Regions from separate parts of the Mus musculus genome. Here regions 2 and 3 are each linked to region 1. Evidence: chromatin loops called from intact Hi-C (ENCODE). Cell type or tissue: heart. All regions are shown on one strand.

Region 1 (2,500 bases):
TTATCTCTATGGAGTATTTTTATATATAACAAAAAACTTCATGATTATTACACTTCAAAATTTAGATGAGTCATGGTACTTTCTTTGCAGAAACTGGATGTCAATCAAAATTGTAACCATGCACTCACTCGCTTGCTAGTCAAGTGTTTGTGAACAGAAACACTTGTCACTGGAGCATAAAATACACAATCATAAATGACATCATGTGTTTTTTACTTAGTTGGTTCCCAACTGCTAACACCGTTCAGTAAATCTTGAACATTTGTAAATTTTGTAAAATTTGAACATTCCAAAATTACAGAATACTTGTAATCACATCCCTTTACTTTTCCATAGGAAGCACTAGGATCACCCCTCAGGGCCAATGGGCTTTAGGGTTTATTAGAAGGAGAGGGAAAAGCAAAAAACAAAATTAAATAAATAAATAAATAAATAAACCAAAGCAACAAAAAAAAAAAAAAAAAAAAAAAAAAAACCCTTGGAATAAGGTCCAAGAGAGCTTCATCTTTTGCATCTAAATCTAGATCCTAAAAATGAACCACAAAAAAAAAAAAAATCCATCTCAAATCTTGTCAACTCAGACACTAGCACTGGCATATTAAATGCAAGCAAAGGCAGGTACTATCTATCCACCAAGGAACTCATTTTAAAAGTTTGCAATGAATGAGTCAATGACGGTATGATTTCACTGGATCCAAAACTACAAACAAGGGGTCAAGGCACCATGGCTGAAACAAACTGGGATTAAGTCCTACACAACCGCAGGCGCCTGCAACCGCTGAAGCCCCACAGAAAAACTCTTCAGAGCCAGAGACCTGAGTCAGAAAACAGGCTCTGCTCACCCAAGAGCCTTTGCATTAAAGTGGACAAAAACTGCGTCTGAGTCCCGGGGAACTCAGACAGTCACCCCAGGCCAGACAAGAGGACACCAGGATCTCTGGCGCTGCCCCGAACCAGCGACCGGGTTAAGGAGGGGTGACAACCGCAACCTGAGGCAGGTAAGCTAGACAGATCGTGCCAGCCTCTCCGGCTGCCAAGCCCCTCCACTGCCAGCGGGTCCTGGAGCCTTACACCAGGGAACCGCTTGAGGCCAGATCCTCCGGGAGCCGGACGCTTCGCTGGACCAGCAATAGGGGCAGCAGGTCAAATGCCCTGCCCGCCTCACGCGACGCCACGGCCTTGCCGCCACATGCTCCGCCGCGGGCCTGCACCCCAGCCCAAGTGGTCCAGCTTCGGTCGCCCTCGCCCCCGTGACCGCGGCTGCAGCCGGACCCGATGCGGCAACTGCCCACCCGGCTGCCGCCGGTGGACGGTCAGCCACGCCGCATGGCTTACCTCACTTCTGCCACAGGCACAGCCTGCTCCCGTGCCTGACGTGTCCCACGCACCGCCTCCACCGCTCGGAGGCGGGTCCTGTCGGAGACAGCCAATACGAAACCTACTTCAAGAACCAGTCCCGCCTCCTCTGCTGGGATGCCCGCCCCCTCGCGCGCATGCGTGACAAGGCCTTGGCGGCTCACTGCAGTTAGATGTTGAAGTGAAGCTGGGTCCCAGCCCTAGCCACAGCCAGACTTCGCAGGGGTGCAGGCTGATCTTCAGGCTCTGGGATGTGAAAGCAAAGGATCCTGTCTGGAGATGCCACTGCACAGAGCCAGGGAGTCCTGTTGGCAGCTTTAGGAGATGCAGGACAGCTTCTTGATATTTGGAGATTTTGTAAATCCTCGTGACTGGAGTGGGGAGGAGGGGCAGGGGGAGCGGGGTTGGAGTACTCATGATAGCTAGGGTTCAGAGCCAGCTTGCTTCCTGGAGCTGCTGCTCAGTGACTTCATTTCTTCCTGCTGTGCCCTTGCTTCTACTTGTATAGTTGTCAAGGCCCAGGAATTTCTGCTACGGGGGAATTTGATCTAAAGAGAGCTGGCTCAAAGAACTTTACCACGACTATTATTGTTATATAACATTTATTATAGCCAAGCATTTTCTTTAGCGAAATAGGAAGGAATGGTCCCACAGGGGAAGTCTGTGACACCTGGCACAACGCAGCAGAAACGAAAACAACTGCGTTTATAAATAAATAAATAAGTTAAAAGGAATAGAAATCTATTACCTGACTGTTTCTGAAACCCCATGCACTTTTAGAAGCATTAGGACGCTTTAAAAGAAGCCTGGGTACATCTCTAGAGATTCTAATTCTGTGGTAGGAATTTAGCAAGCAGTTTTGTAAGTTAAATTTGCAAGGTCATTATAATATGCTAACAGGAAATTCTTGGTTTCCTATACTTCACCTCAGAACAATAATTACATTCCACACACCATCTCTAGATCTTCCAATAACTTATAATGCATTCATTCTGTAAGAATTTATCTAAATTAATTTTGAACATGTTCCTGTATTCAATCGCTTATATCCTTGGGGACATGGGAGTTCTGTGAGATTTATAATTACCTTTTTGGTTTTATTAGTTTGATGATATTCCCATAAGTTTTCCAACTACACAAGTAC
Region 2 (2,500 bases), 460 kb before region 1:
GGTTGTGAGGATCAAGTCAGAAAGGAACGCTCCACCGTGGACTGCATTAGTCTCTGCCTCCAGATTCCTGCTTCTCTGAGTTCCTGCCTTCGCTCCCCTCAACAGATTCAGGATGCAGTAGCCAGATAAAGCCTTTCCTCCCCAAGTTCGTTTTGGTCACAGTGTTTCATCATAGCAATGGTAACCTGAACTAAGACACCGTGTTTTAACACTGTGACTTTAGAACTGGTGTGCAGTGGAGAGCTTTAGTTAATCATTCAATAGTACTAATTGCACCTGGCGAATTTTAAGATAAATCAAGGAGTAAGATATATGGTCAAATGGATGAAAAAAAAAAATAAGAAAGAATCTTCCTCACAGAATAAAGAACAAAACAGCATATTAAGCAGAGAAATACTATTATGCACGCTATATAACAGCAACCATTGATAAAGAAGACTGTCAAGAGAAATAACTTAATAACCATATACACTCAGACTTAAAGTAATTGGTAACAGAAACCCAGGCAGGCTATGCCAGCACATGCCTTATTCCCAGCGCCCGGGAGAGACTATAGCGTTCAAGGCCAATCAAGGCACATAGGATGATCTTGTGGCAGTCAACGTGCCTTCTACTGAGTTTTTCAGACCTCCAGAACAGTGCTTATTGATGGAGCATTGCCGTCCGTTCTTGTCCAAAAGAGAAATTCCGTAGACCTTTGGGACAAGTCCTGGAAAAGGTCAAACTTCCTCTGTCACAGGAGCAGCTGGGAGCCGCACTGCAGGGCTGCTATCCCTCCCATTTGAGCCCCTCCAGCTTCGCAGAATCCATTTCAGAATCCAGCCAAAGCCACAGTAATTCTCCTGCCTCCACTCTCTGCTTGTCCCGCAGGTGGCAGGTGTTTCTCTTCTCTTTGTAGTTTTAGTTTTCTGTCTCTATGAAGAATGAAAAGCAAAAGTTCTTAATAAAACAAAAAAACAAAAACAAAAAACTGCTCTACACAGTTTTGAATTTGTGTCTCGAGGAATATTTTGGGGGTGGAGTTGAATGCCCAGTCAGAGTGACGTGAAGATCCGAAAGTGAAAGGAATCGTTGGGTTTGCATCCTTGAGCAGTGAATGGGAGCGCGCCCCCTGCTGACTGCGCGTCACCTGACTGAGCCTACGTCCTAGGAGCCAGAGCTTGCTTGAGTGTCAGTCCATAAGTCAAATCAGATACTGGTTGGTTACTCTCACAAGCTCCGTGCCACCATTGTACTAACAGAGCTTGCTGGCGGACACCATAGATCAAAGGAGTTGTAGCTGGGTTGGTGTTTTACTGTTTTCCTTTGCGCATACATAATACTTTCCTGTACCAAAGATGCTAGCACATATGGGTGGAGATGTCCATTTGGGGCCCCGTTTCCCCCATTATTTGGCGATTTCATTTAGGTTGCCTTCATATATGTAAATATTTTAGGAAGCTTCTACTATATTGCCCCCATACTATCAAATGGGCCTTAATTTAGCTGTCTTCTCCCCATCTCCCGTCACTCATTCCCCTATTTACCCTTCCCCAACTTGATCCTTCCATTCTACACACACACACACACACACACACACACACACACACACACCACCATTCACCATTCATCCATAGCTCTCTATTCTATTCCCCTTTCCAAGGAGATCTATGTTTCCCCAATCCCTTGCTGCATACCTATTCTTGCAGTTCTACTGGTTATAATAGCTTGGTTAATATTATTTTAACAGCTAATATCTACATACAAGTATATATTTGTCTTTCTGCCTGAGTTACCTCACTTTAAATAACTTTTCTTTAGCCCCATCAGTATACACGCAAATTTTATGATTTTACTTTTAATGCTAAGTAAAATAATCCGTTGTGTAAGAGTAGCAGAAAATTGGCATATCTCGTTTTGCATTCTTTTAATTCCCCCCCTTTTTAACAATAAATTATTTATTTTTAGACAGAATGGCTGGTACACAGGTGTTCATTACATTGTCATGTGAATACATTCTCATTATTTTTTTAAAAAAGCATTTCAAGTGCATATTACATTTTTTACATCAGTGGATTGAAATTCTTAAATTTTAAATAATTCTTCAAATAGCCAATTTTTAGAGATACCAGCTATTGAAGTTCAGTTAATGGATTTAGTAATTCTTTCTTTTAACAGTGCGGGCTTCCTTTGTGGTTGGTGACAATCTTCCTAGTGAGGCTTTGTGGTATTTTCCTTTCTCCTTGTATCTCTCTTACTGATTTATCTTTCTTCCTGGTTAGCCCAAGGCTTACATAAAATATCTAATAGTTAGGATATGCTCACTTCATGTAACAGATGCTTAATTTCAATTGCCTTTAACGAGGCCCTGCTTTCGCATCAAGCCCTAAACTATGCTCTTGACATCATATTTTACTTCTGTTTATACTGTGTGTGTCAACTGACTAATGATTATAGCCATAGTTGTTTTTACTAACTTCCCTTCTACCATTTTAACTAGCATTCAAAGTGGTGACTTTAC
Region 3 (2,500 bases), 200 kb before region 1:
ATCTCACTACATATACCAGTTGAGCCTCAAATACACCATGCCTGGCAAAAATCTATCCCTGTCCTGTAAATCATGACCATCTGCTTCTGCCTCATCAGCACACCACACCTGTGTGCATCAGTGCACACACATTCTTCTATTGCTTATATTAACTAATTTACATTTGTATATTGTACAAATAATGTAGCCATTTATTTATAGCTCTGGAACTTTAATACTGTGATTCGTATACTTTATAGAAAGAACAAATTGTTCTGGAGAGATGCCTCAGCAGGTAAGAGTTCTTGTTCTTGCAGAGGACCTAAGTTCTATTCCCTACACTCATGTGGCAGCTCAAAATTGTCTGTAATACTTCCCCAAGCACCAGCTATTCATGTGGCACACAGAGATACAGGCAAGCAAAACACCCAAACACATACAATAATAAAATAAAATATTTAAACAAAAGAATAGACAGGGGCCTAGCATAACTGTCCTTTGAGAGGCTCATTGAACTCAGCAGTCAACGGGCAGAGATGCACACACTCATGCCAAACATTAGATGGAGCTCGGGTCGTCTTATGGAAGAGCTGGGAGAAACATTGAGAAACCTGAAAAGGACAGGGACTCCATAGGAAGACCAACAGAGACAACTAACCTAAACCCTTTGGGGCTCCCAGAGATTTAACCACCAATCAAAGACCAGGTCTGAGCTGGACCTAGGCCCTCTGAACATATGTAGCAATGAGCAGGTTGGTCTTCATGCAGGTCCTCCAAACAACTGGAGCAGGGAGTGCCCCTGAGCCTGTTACCTGCCTGCTACCTTCCTGTGAATCCCATGCCCCTATATGGACAGCCTAGTCTGGCCTTAGGGAGAGGTTGAGCCTAGTCCTCTGCAGCAACATGATGTGCTGAGGAGGGCTGGGGGGGTGTTTAACACTCAGAGGGGGGCTTCTCCTCAAAAGGGAAAAGAGGGGGTACTGAGAGGAGAGGAAAAGCTGATATTGGGTTGCAAGAGAATGAATGAATAAATTTAATTTTAAAACAAAATTAAATTCATAATGATAAAACTACAAGTAGATCTCTTAAAAGTTGACATTTTTCACTTAGCTTATAACAAAGAGACATTAATTAAAGAAGTGGCCTGGAGTTCCACAGTAAATCTGTTTTATACAATAACCAGCCTTTGAAATGAAATCTAGTTTTCATTGAGAACAACTATGTTCAGTTAAATGTTACTGTCATCTAATAGTTTTATGATGGTTAAAACATCATATTACCTAAGACTGCCCCTCTAGAACACAAAGGTACACTTAGCATTCATCTAGAAAGTATCTATATGAGAGTAAACAACAGCATGTGCACACCAAACAAACAAAAAATTCTCACAATTTCCCACACAGGCAAAACCACTGGAAAAGTCCAGCCCTGTGGTTGTCAAGTAGGAGTCACCTGGTAAAACCGAAGGGGCAGTGATGGTCAGCAGTCTGAGAAAGCACGCGCCAGGAATGGAAAGGTCCACAGATTCCTCTTCATCCAGCTCACCAGGAACAGGCATCTCTGGCCTTATCTGAAGTAAGTAAAGACATGTTAGAGAGAGTAAAAATAAGACATGTAAAATATAAATGTAAAATATAAATTACCGTAGACTTAATCAATCACTCTTCAATATCAAAAGACAATTTAAATAAAATTGTAAAGGTACCTTCATGAAACAGCAGGTATGGTGGTGTACAACTTTAATCCCAGCAGCTGAGAGACAGAGGCAGGTGAATCTCCGTGTGTTCAAGGCCAGTCTAGTCTACATAGTAAGTTCTAGGACAGCCATAGAGAGACCCTGCCTCAGCCACCACCCATCCCCACAACACACACACACACACACACACACACTTACTTGTCCTATACTAACTGAATGGTAAATTCATTTTATTTGATATGATCTTGGTTCCATTTAATGAACTGAGAGCAATACAATAGGAACATCAGCATAAGCAATTATTATAGAAAATGAATAAAACACCACATCACATAGTAAAGTAAGATATCAACACTGACATATTCAATGTGTTCAACTATTGTGGTTTACAGTTAAATATTTTGCTTATAGGATTTTTACTTTTCTTTGTGGTTTTAGAGGCTGGAGAGATGGCTCAGGAGTCAAGAGCAATTGTTTCCCTTCCAGAGGACCTGAGTCTGGATCCCAGCGCCATGCTGGGCAGCTCACCACTGTTTATGACTCTAGCTCTGGGCATTCCAACATATTCTCCTGGCCTCCATGGCTGCGTGCACATCTAACACACACATGCACACATGTACAGCAATACAAAATTTAAATTTTTAAAAACTGTTATTCCAACTATATCTCTAAGACAAAGTTTCAAATCTTCTAGTGACAAGCTTGTGACATGACAAAAGCTTTACTTGATATTCTTTGGACTTAGCAATAGTTGCTACGGAAAATAACACTAAAATCAGTAATCAGTAGCTTTGCTTTACTGTATGTAATTTGCATTTTGAAGTA

Evidence for each region. Hi-C counts contacts between places; a loop is a spot of excess contacts. Peaks named below come from ENCODE experiments on the same cell type or tissue, not always from the same donor. Only the 100,000 strongest peaks of a DNase experiment are listed, where the experiment ranks them.
Region 2: it touches region 1 in a loop (3-fold over the local background); 2 of 42 quality-filtered maps call a loop at or near these places.
Region 3: a loop joins it to region 1, with 2.8 times the contacts of the local background. A loop is called at or near these places in 2 of 42 quality-filtered maps.

Annotation. Positions count from the first base shown.
Region 1 is chr4:88,093,511-88,096,010 of GRCm38, reverse strand. It overlaps Focad (focadhesin), which reads right to left and starts at 1,381. Exons shown (of 44, transcript NM_001081184.1): 1 at 1,336-1,381. In heart, a CTCF peak has its summit at 1,312; a DNase peak (open chromatin) is centred at 1,450; H3K4me3 peaks cover 1,606 bases; H3K27ac peaks cover 1,443 bases.
Region 2 is chr4:88,548,976-88,551,475 of GRCm38, reverse strand. No RefSeq gene overlaps it. Among named protein-coding and RNA genes, the nearest start is that of Ifna15, 8.0 kb to the left of the region's middle. In heart, a CTCF peak has its summit at 1,109 (motif pointing left); a DNase peak (open chromatin) is centred at 1,105; H3K4me3 peaks cover 736 bases; H3K27ac peaks cover 302 bases.
Region 3 is chr4:88,296,033-88,298,532 of GRCm38, reverse strand. It overlaps Focad (focadhesin), which reads right to left. Exons shown (of 44, transcript NM_001081184.1): 19 at 1,432-1,549. Among named protein-coding and RNA genes, the nearest start is that of Hacd4, 140 kb to the left of the region's middle. In heart, no CTCF peak of the experiment used is centred here; no DNase peak of the experiment used is centred here.